3 separate regions of the Homo sapiens genome follow, and regions 1 and 2 are each linked to region 3. A link is a contact called in ENCODE Hi-C or POLR2A ChIA-PET data. All regions are on one chromosome and are shown on one strand. The core of a region is the stretch at or near the end of the contact, and the rest is flanking DNA. Distances in the headings are between cores, read along the strand shown. Region 1 holds the start of PLEKHF1 (pleckstrin homology and FYVE domain containing 1). Region 2 holds the start of C19orf12 (chromosome 19 open reading frame 12). Region 3 holds the start of VSTM2B (V-set and transmembrane domain containing 2B).

The links. Hi-C counts contacts between places; a loop is a spot of excess contacts on that map. ChIA-PET counts read pairs that join two places held with the same protein, here RNA polymerase II (POLR2A). Pooled maps may share reads with other maps.
Region 1: a loop to region 3 is called in a map with no recorded cell type, with 10 times the contacts of the local background. The contact joins the promoter of PLEKHF1 here to the promoter of VSTM2B in region 3. A Hi-C loop is called at or near these places in 1 of 37 single-sample maps with no recorded cell type and 7 of 50 pooled maps. POLR2A ChIA-PET finds 5 or more read pairs at or near these places in 3 of 52 experiments (K562, OCI-LY7 and WTC11).
Region 2: a loop to region 3 is called in a map of chondrocyte, with 3 times the contacts of the local background. The contact joins the promoter of C19orf12 here to the promoter of VSTM2B in region 3. A Hi-C loop is called at or near these places in 4 of 168 maps with a recorded cell type or tissue (K562, chondrocyte, dorsolateral prefrontal cortex and 1 more), 6 of 37 single-sample maps with no recorded cell type and 9 of 50 pooled maps. POLR2A ChIA-PET finds 5 or more read pairs at or near these places in 1 of 52 experiments (H1).

Annotation. Positions count from the first base shown.
Region 1 is chr19:29,663,712-29,666,970 of GRCh38, forward strand. It overlaps PLEKHF1 (pleckstrin homology and FYVE domain containing 1), which reads left to right and starts at 1,750. Exons shown (of 2, transcript NM_024310.5): 1 at 1,750-1,794. It overlaps LOC105372353 (a long non-coding RNA gene), which reads right to left and starts at 1,544. Exons shown (of 7, transcript XR_935896.3): 1 at 1,496-1,544; 2 at 321-496. RefSeq lists a silencer at 1,318-1,987 and enhancers at 1,509-2,062, 2,063-2,616, 2,068-2,187, 2,808-2,857.
Region 2 is chr19:29,714,011-29,716,971 of GRCh38, forward strand. C19orf12 (chromosome 19 open reading frame 12) reads right to left here and starts at 1,251. Exons shown (of 3, transcript NM_031448.6): 1 at 1,115-1,251. RefSeq lists a silencer at 786-1,575 and enhancers at 1,746-1,845, 2,391-2,610.
Region 3 is chr19:29,524,601-29,527,723 of GRCh38, forward strand. VSTM2B (V-set and transmembrane domain containing 2B) reads left to right here and starts at 1,394. Exons shown (of 5, transcript NM_001146339.2): 1 at 1,394-2,065; 2 at 2,611-2,795. The coding sequence starts at 1,984. It overlaps VSTM2B-DT (VSTM2B divergent transcript), which reads right to left and starts at 1,150. Exons shown (of 10, transcript NR_040029.2): 1 at 824-1,150. All of the region lies in intron 1 of LOC124904683 (a long non-coding RNA gene), which reads right to left.

The DNA of each region.
Region 1 (3,259 bases), core at 500-2,999, 140 kb after region 3:
GGCGGTGACTTCTGTTGAATGCTCATAAAAGCTGTCCTTGCTGATGAGGGCAACGGTAGTGGGTGGGCGCCATGAAGTGGTAGTGGGGAGGGGGCTCCCCAAGGCCACAGCTGGTGGCCCTCTCACTTGCCTGTCCCCTCTCCCTCCCCCTCCGTCACCCCCTTTCCCTTCCCTTCTCAGCTGGGAGAGGACCGTCTCCAGCACTGGGCCCACCTCACAGCCTCGCCCATAGCCCCCTGCCAAGAGAGCAGGCACCTCTTCTAGCTCCAGCCCCACAGCCCTACAGCCCATCAGCCCTCCCCCCGCTGCTCCCCTCTCACCTGGTCCTGGCCCAGCAGGCCTGCCCCGGCCTGAGCCACCCCTCTCAGGGTGCCCAGGTGGAGTTCTATTTGGCAAGACAACCTGCATCTATGTGACAGGTAGGGACTGCGTTCCTCCTATGCGCTGCCCGTTCTCAGCACTCGGTATGCAGGGGTGAACCAGAAGAAAGTCCTGTCTGAACACGAGAAGAAATTACTGTCTAGCCCGTGGGGCTCACAGCCTGGGTGGGAGGCAAGCCACCAGCATGACTTGTTTATGAGCATTCCACAGAAGCCACAGCCTGGTAGGCAGCCCTGAATCCCACGAGCGGCCTCAGGAGAGGACTCTGGGTTGGGAGATGCTTTGCAAAATTACAAACACGGGTGACTGTGGAGGGAGATGGGGTGGAGACAGGGAACCGCTTTGGGTGGCCAGGGCAGCCTCCCTGAGGAGGTGACAGTTTGAGGTCTGATGGAGGTAGAAGCAAAGGCCTGAGGCTTTAAGGAACAGGAAGAAGCCCATTTGAGAGGACCTGTGGGGAGGAGGCCAGGGAGGGCCAGGAAGGCCTCCGGGCACTGAGGCCTGGGAATTTCCTTCTGAGCCGCACAGGAGGCTCAGGTGCGGTTGAGTCAGGGGTGACATAACTTGCTGCTAGTGTTGGACCTGGGTGACGGGCACCAGGGTCCCCTGGACTATTCTCTTTCCTTCAGTTTGAAATTTTCCACTATAAAAAGCTTAAAATAGGCCAGGTGCGGTGGCTCACTACTGAAATCCCAGCACTTTAGGAGGTCAAGGCGAGAGGATGGCTTGAGCTAAGGGGTTCGAGACCAGCCTGGGCAACATAGTGAGACCTCCGTCTGTACAAAAATACAAAAACTAGCCGGTCCTGGTGGGCTAATTCTCCTGGGGTCAGGATGATTTCTGTGCAGGCTGCAGTGAGCCGTGACCGCGCCATTGCACTCCAGCCTGGGCGACAGAGGGAGACACCGTCTCAAAAAAAAAAAAAGGTTATAAAGTGCTGCTGCATTTTCATATTACGATTATTGACCGCTGAGGGTGACTGTGCTGTGAGGCCCGCCGGAGGCACCAGAAGGCACAAGCCTCCCACTGCCCCTTTCCCCGCCAAGTCCCGCAGGTCTCGCAGTCGCGGGCGCCCCCACCCCACCCCTGCCCAAGGCCAGGGTCGCAGTCCCACCGGGTGACGGCAGTCGCGCTCCGCGTGGGGCAGCGGCGAGCGGAAAGGGAAGCCGGGCGGGGCCAGGGGGTCAAACACGGGCGACAGTCCCGCCCAGCCCCGGACCTGCAGCGCGCACAAGCTCGGGCGCCCTCCGAGCGCCGCGCCCAAGCCCCGCCCCTCCCGCTTCCCGGGCTCCGATTGGCCGAGCCACCGCGGGGGCGTGTCCGGCGGAGCTGGCCGGGACCCGGGCGGAGCGGGCGGGGACCCGGGCTACTGCGGTGTGGACTCGAGGGCTGGGCGCGGGGCCGGCGCAGAAGGTGAGTCCCCCCACCGTCCCCCGGCCGGGCTGCGGGTCGCGGGGCAGGCGCATGAGGCGAGTCTCCCATCACCACCCCCGGACAAGCGAGCTCTCTCCCGCCGCGCGGTCTTGGCGGCTCCTGGGCCGGCGGGGCGCAGTGCCGCTGACTCCAGCCCAAGAAGAGGCCTGGGAAGGGCGCTCCTGGGCGGCTTGCGGGGTGAACCTGCAGGGAGCCTGGGGAGAGCGGTCAGGGGTCAGAGCGTCCGAGGCGGAATCCCCGGGGAAACGCGCAGATGTAAGCTGGTGGAGGTAAGGGGGTCGCGGGCCACCCGGGACTGCAGGGGTCTCAGCGCACCCGGTCGCTGGTGGTGTTTCCGGGATCCTGGCCTCGTGTGGCCGCCGGGACCTCTCTTCTCAGCCCCAGTCTGCAGTCTGGAGGCCTGGATGGGACCACTGTCCCCCTGGGCAGGGGCGCGGCGGGGGGCGCTGGGGTCCCAGTTCCTCTGGAGCAGTTGAGTTTGTGATTCTTGGTGGGAGCTGCCAAGGGAAACAGGGTCGGGCACTGCTCCCATCTCAGAGAGGAAACTATTGAGCAGGCCCGCAGAGAGAGGCGGCCTGGAATCTCCCTCCTTTCTCGTTTCCCCAACACCTGGCGGGCCGTGTAGGGCAGAGGTGTGGTCAGCCTCTTTGCAGGTGGGAAAGCAGAGAGGTTCCGAGCCACGCTGAAACTTGATCTCTGCAGCCCAAGGGGAGCACTCCTTTGGAATTTGAACACCTCTGGTATCTCCTGGCCAGAGAGGGTCAGAGGCCAAGGAGGTGGGGAGGTAGTCCCCTAATGCGCTGGGATCGTCCCTCTGCACAGCGTCGTTCCCACTGGAGTCTGTTGTGAGCTGAGATGACTCTCTGACTTCGGCCTGCGTCCCTGCACACGTCAGCCCTCCGGGCTGCCAAAACACAGGCCAGGCAGCCCTGGGTGAACTAGGGGACCTGCCCAACCCAGCCCACCCCGAGGAAGGAAGGGGGATTGGCCAGTGTGGCCTGGAGGGTGGGACAGCCCAGCCAAGCTGACGGACCTGCTCGGGATGGGGTGGGCATCAGGCATTTGGAGCGCAGGCAACACCCGCTGGACTCTGACTTCTGGAGTTCTGATTTGGTCTCTGGTTGAGTGCAGCTTTCCACAGCTCATGGTTATTTTGGAGCCGAGCTTCCTGATCACTCAGCAGGGACCTTGGGCAGTGACTTTGATGTGGTGGAAGTACCTTCCCCAAGGGGGCTTTTGTGAGGATTAAGTGAAATAATGAACGTAATATGCTTAACTTTGTGCCTGGTGAGCTCTAAGTGCTCAGTCGGCGGCACTTCCAGTTTTGTTTTGCTTTGTTTTTCATTACCGGTCTCTTCCCGGAGGAGGGCCTTCCAGGAATCACAGGGCTGGACAGAGCCCAGGGGCGGCCCCTCTGGAGGGAGAGGAGGCTTGGCGCCTGATG
Region 2 (2,961 bases), core at 1-2,500, 190 kb after region 3:
TCTCTTTCCCTCTCCCCTTCCTTCCTGCTTTTTGTTGTTGCTGGTGTTGTTGTTGTTTTTTCCAGAAACGCAGTCTCCCTGTGTTGCCTAGGCTGGTCGGGAACTGGCCTCAAGCAATTCTTCCGCCTCGGCCTCCCGAGTAGCTGGAACTACAGGTGCTATTCCAAGATGGTGAAACCCCGTCTCTACTAAAAAATACAAAAATTGGTCGGGGTGGCTCACGTCTGTAATCCCAGCATTGCAGAAGGCTGAGGCAGGTGGATCGCAAGGTCAGGAGTTTGAGATTAGCCTGGCCGATATGGTGAAACTCCGTCTCTACTAAAAATACAAAAAAATTAGCCAGGCTTGGTGGTGTCGCCTGTAATCCCAGCTACTAGGGAGGCTGAGGCAGGGGAATTGCTTGAACGAGGGAGGTGGAGGTTGCAGTGAGCCGAGATCGCGCCATTGCACTCCAGCCTGGACAACAGAGCAAGACTGTCTAAACAAAAGCTCAACAAACTACCTGCCATCCCCAAAACTAATCTCACCTCCTAAAGCATTAACGACCCTTCCTGACCAAATCTAAACTAGCGCCCAGATTTTCTTCCCATATGGCTCAGCCCAGCTCCGCTGCCCCACAGGTGTCCTGTCAGGATCCGCTTCACATTTATAATACCTAGCACCCCACCCCCAGCCCCGCCCCTGCCCCACCAGCCACCCCCACTCTACCCCACCCCTACCCATCACATTCCGCACCCCACCCCCGCCAAACCCACATCCCCACCCCACCCAACCTCACCCACTCCCACCACATCCACCACCCGCACCCCACCCCCACCCACCACACCCATGCCTACGCCACTCCTGGGTGACAGCGAGCCAGGGCCCGGGACTCTAGTCCCAGCTCTGCTGCTTACTTGTGTGACTTCAGCCTCTCCATGCCTCAGTTTCTCCATAGGGACAATGACTACACTAACAGTGTCCACCCCGGCACCGGGAGGGCCGGGCTCCCGGCAGGGCGGGGACCCTCTCCCCAAGGCACTCCCGGGTCTCCAGGCCTGCTCTTGGGGTGCCCCCTCCTCTCGCGGGGCGCGGCCTGGGAGGCGCCCCGCCCCGGCTCCGGGCGCTCCTTTACCTGGGGGAGCGGAGGTCTACGCGGCGCGCTCGGCGATCAGACGCGGCTGCAGCCCGGGCCTGGCAGGCCCCGGGCTCCCCGCCCAGCTCCCCAGCCCCGCGGAGGGTCGCGCAGGCCTTGGTGGCGGCCCCGGCGCTGGCCCCGCCCTCCGTCCCACCTTCCGGCTGCGCCGGGCCTTCCGGGAAGCCACGCGCCGGGCCAGCTCCTGGCTCCGAGCTGCGCCCGGCCTTAGGGGGAGCCGGGGGTCGCTGCTGGGCACCCCCTCCCCGGTCCTGGCCCACCCCGCCGCTGTCACCGGGGCCCTGGCTTGGGTTGCGGGTGGCGTAAGGAGACGAGGCGCCCGGAGAAGAGTCCTGGGAACCGCAAGGCCGCGCTCCCGCAGGCCCAGCCCTGCCTTTCTCCCACGCGCACGCATGATCACATCCGGGCCCCGCGCACCTGCCTCCAGGACCGCGGGGACCTCCCGGAGACCTCCCTCCCTTTGGCCTGGAGGACCCCTCTCTCCCCGCAGCCTGGGCACAGAAGAGAGCACAGGGGCATCTGGAGGTCAAGGGTGCTGCGTCAGTATTTGGTGAATGTGTGGGCCGGAGCCAGATTTCCTCTGTTCCAGAGCCTGCTCTGGAGCCTCTGGGTCTGGGGGTTGCAAAAGGAGAAGCAGGTTGGGTGGGACTCGTAATCCCAGCTGCCAGTGAGGCTGAGGAGGGAGGATTGCTTGAGCCCAGCAGTTCGAGCGTGGGCAACACAGTGACATCCCATCTCTACAAATAATAATAAAAATTAGGCCGGGTGGGTGAGTCATACCTGTGACCTACAGCATTTTGGGAGGCTGAAGCGGGAGGATTGCTTGAGCCCAGGAGTTCGAGGCTGCAGTGAACTATGATCCCACCACTGCACTTCAACCTGGGTGACAGAGTGAGACCGTCTCTTAAAGAAAGAAAAAAAAGGAAAAGAACTGGCTTTGCTCTTAGGAGTCTTGGATGGGGACCAAAGCTGAGGCAAGGCAGCCTCTTAGGAAGGTGCAAAGGGCATGAGGCTGGGGTTGCAGAACTGCCTGGGAATACTACTTTATTGAGGCCTGTGGAAAGCTGTCCCTACTCTTGTCATGCAAGGTCTGGCCTTGAACCATCTCAAATCCAAAAGTGGCTTCTGGGGGGCTCTATAGAGAATTAATCCTAACAGGAACCCTGCAAAGCAGGCATGGTTGTCACTGCTATATTACAGATGGGAAGCTCTAAACACAGGCTGCTCTGCCCAAGGCCATCCTGGTTAGAAAGTTTCAGGGCCCAAACTCCAGCCTCGGTCTCGGTATCTCAAAGTCTCCGCCTGTGACCAGCACTCTGCCTGCTTTCCAGGGTGCCATGGGCACCCAGAGGACGGACCCTTTTCCATTTTTAAAAGAATGGAACAAACGCTCTTAATACCAAGCTTCCCCAGGCCTTGGCTGGGATAAAACAACCCCATTTATTCCTGAATCGGAGCTTTTGCTTGAGTTTGGGTGACTTTCAAGAGGGAAAGTGAACTGAGGCCAGGGGAACTCAGCTTGCTGCCTTCCTGGGGCCTGAGTGTGGCGCTCCCGTTTCTCTGCGGGCAGCTCCCTCTGGCGGCACATTGCAGAACTGGCCTGCAGACTCCTCCCCCAGAGATAGTGGGGAAGAGGGCCTGTGTAGGGAAAGATGCTGGGAGTGAAAGAAGCTTCAAAGTCCAGGCCCTCCAGAGAAGGCAAGCATGTAAGAGGTTCATGCAGCCCAGCGCGGTGGCTCACACCTGTAATCCCAGCACTTTGGGAGGCCGAGGCGGGCAGATCACCTGAGGCCAGGACTTTGAGACCAGCCTGGGCAACATGGTGA
Region 3 (3,123 bases), core at 144-2,643:
AGCAGGAGACCTTAGAAAACAAGGGCTTGATAGATGAGCCACAGTGAGCCAGGGGGTGGGAGTGACTCCTGGGCCATAGACGAGGAAACTGAAAGGCAGGCACTGGAGGCAAGAAGGGCTGGCCCCGGGCACCCGCTGGCGAGGACAGCCTTGGAGAGGGCCTGCAGCTCCTCCCCTCTGAGCTGTGCTGCGCTGGCCGCCTGGACCAGGGTGGCTGCTGGAGAGTGTTTTCCCTCTGGGTTTCCTTCTCCTTGGCTCCCAGGGAATCCTCTGGCGGTGCCTCCGGGAGGCTGGTAGCCGGGGAAGCAGGCACGTGAATCCACCGGGCTGCCCCACCCCAACCTGAGGTCAGAGCTGAGGCGTAGGGGCCGGGGTAGGGGCAGAGGTGCCGAAACGCACTAGCTGGGGACTCCCGGGGGAAGGAGATAGGAGAGACCCAAGGCGAGCCTTAGGACTCGCCCCTATGACTATGACTACGCGCTGCGTCCGAACCACATGTCCACCCCGCATTTGCCTTCGGGGACCAGACCGCGCTCCCTCAGATGGCTGGGGAGGGAGCAGACTCCGGGTGAAGGCTGGGGGAGGTACCGGGATGCCGAGTACGCCAGAGCAGGCGGGGGATGGGTTCCGGCTTCCTGCCGCCTCGGCATCTCGCTTTGCACCGGGCAAAGAAGGGGCCACGACCGGCGAAGAGCGCGTGGAGACACAGGGACCCGCGATCCAGGGGCAGGAACCCCGCCCCCTCCCGGAAACCTCCCGGGCCCTGAGTCGTGCCCGGCGCTCCCCACCCCACCCCACCCCCGCCGCCCCTGCCGTCACTCACGGCCGCTGCGGGCTGGCTAGCGTGTGCGCTCTCCGCGCCGCAGGCACCTGCTCGCTGGGCGCTGTGCGCTCACTTCTCCCTCGCGCACTGCAGACTCCCGGCGCTGCCGCCGCCACCCAGCGTAGTCTCCGGCTGGGCACAGCGTTCCGCCCTTCTCGCGGCCCCGGGCGCCCACCCATCCGTCATGGCCCAGGCCTGGGCCAAACAGCGGGGCAGCTGGTTGCCCAAACTGGGGTAAGGAGTTGAGGGCTGGGAGCTGCAGAGAGGACCGAGGGACACACGGGGAGCAGGGATGAGCGGCCGTCTCGAGCCGTGCAGACTGGGAAGAAGCCAGGGAGAGTTTGGGTGGGAGGACTCCCAACCCAAGCGGGTGCGGGGCGGGGCTGTACTCCAACCAGAAAGACGGTGGTCCCTCCGAGCGACCCCCGAGGAGAGAGGGGGAGCGCTCTGGGGCGGGGGCGGGGCGGGCTGTGGCAGGAGAGGGGAGGGCGGGGGCGATGCAGCGGTGGAGGCGGCTTGGCGCCCAGCCACTGACCGCCCCCTCCCTTCCCCTCCCCTCCCCCTCTCCCCGCCTCTCTCCGGCTCCGGGTCCGCCACGCCGGACCCGCTCTCCCCGCGCTGCGCTGGGTCGGACGCCAGGTCTGCGCGCCGCGGCTGAGCGCCCACTCGCCCTGCGGAAAGAGCCGCGGAGGAACCGGCGGGGGCGGCTGCGGGAGCCGAAGGAGGTGGCAATCGGGAGCAGAACCAGAAGGAGACAGGGAGGCAGAAGCTCGCGGCTCCGTGGCACGCACTCCCTCGGCCAGGGATGGGTCCCGGCGCGGCCCAGCCCCTGCCCGGCCCGCCGGGCAGAGACTGAACCGCGGATCCCCACCGTCCTGTGGACGACCGGACAGAGAGAGGCACTGACCGATCGCCAGCAGCCTCCCGGTGGGACCGCGTCTCCTGCACACCCCGCGCAGCGCCCCCCGCCGGAGCCGCACCGGGCAAGCCGGCGAGGGAGCGGGGCTGATTGGCGGCCGCCGGCGGCCAGGGGAGGGGGCGCCGCGCGGGGCCATGGCAGGCTCGGAGGCGTCCTAGCCCGAGCCGGAGCCGATCCGAGCCCACGCGGCCGCCGCCTCTCCGCTCCCGGGCCCCCGCCGCCACCGCGCCCCCCGCGGGAGATGGAACAGCGGAACCGGCTCGGTGCCCTCGGATACCTGCCGCCTCTGCTGCTGCATGCCCTGCTGCTCTTCGTGGCCGACGGTGAGCGCGGGAACTTTGCTGCCGCTGTGGACTCGGGGGGGTCTTTGCTGGGGCCGCCACCGAGAAGAAGAAGAAAGAGAACGAACCGGGAAGCTTCGCGGTCTCCAGCAATCCCGCTGTGCAGCCTGGGCCCGGAGGGGTAGGGAGAGGCGAGCGGCGAAGGGTCGCCGCAGCAGCAGCGCCGCGCCCGAGTCGTTCCCAGTCCCGCCGGGGCCCCGGCTGCGGAAAGGATGCCTGCGGGGAGCGGGAGTAGGCGCGCCCCAGCCAGGCTCTGGCGGTGCGGCCAGGGGCGGGGGAGAAGCACGAGTCGCCCCTGCCGCCCCGCCCCATCCGGAGGGAAGCAGTAGGCAGCCGATGGCCGGTCCCTGCCTCGGCCCTGCAGCCGCTTCCCCGAACTTTGCTAGCCCCTCCGGCCGTGCGCCAGGGAGCAGCTGCGGGGTGGGGGGCACAAGGCCAGCCAGCCAGAGACCGACTGCCTCGCTTTAGGTTGCCCCAGGCCCCCGACCTACAGCTGGTCACGCCTCTCTCTCTCTCCCCACCCCCAGCTGCATTCACAGAAGTCCCCAAAGATGTGACAGTACGGGAGGGAGACGACATCGAAATGCCCTGCGCGTTCCGGGCCAGCGGAGCCACCTCGTATTCGCTGGAGATTCAGTGGTGGTACCTCAAGGAGCCACCCCGGGAGCTGCTGCACGAGCTGGCGCTCAGCGTGCCGGGCGCCCGGAGCAAGGTAACCCGCCGCCCACGCGGTACCGGCGCGCGCCCGGCTCGCGCCCGGGGCGGCGAAGGCTAACCCAGGGAGGGAAGCAGCGGGCTTCACTCGCGCAGGGCGCCGCCCTGTGGCGCAGCCCATCTTCCACCTTCGCATCCCAAAGCATCTTCAAAGTCAGCAGTGGTTACCCCCAAACCTGTCAATTATTTTGACAGCATCGCTGTTCCCACCACCTCCCAGAACTCCATTCACGCCCAGCCCCTAAAGAGCCACACCTCAGCCTGGTCGCTTGCTCGTGCTCGCTGGCTGCGGCCCTCTGATGGGTGCTGGGTAGTGAAGGAAGCCC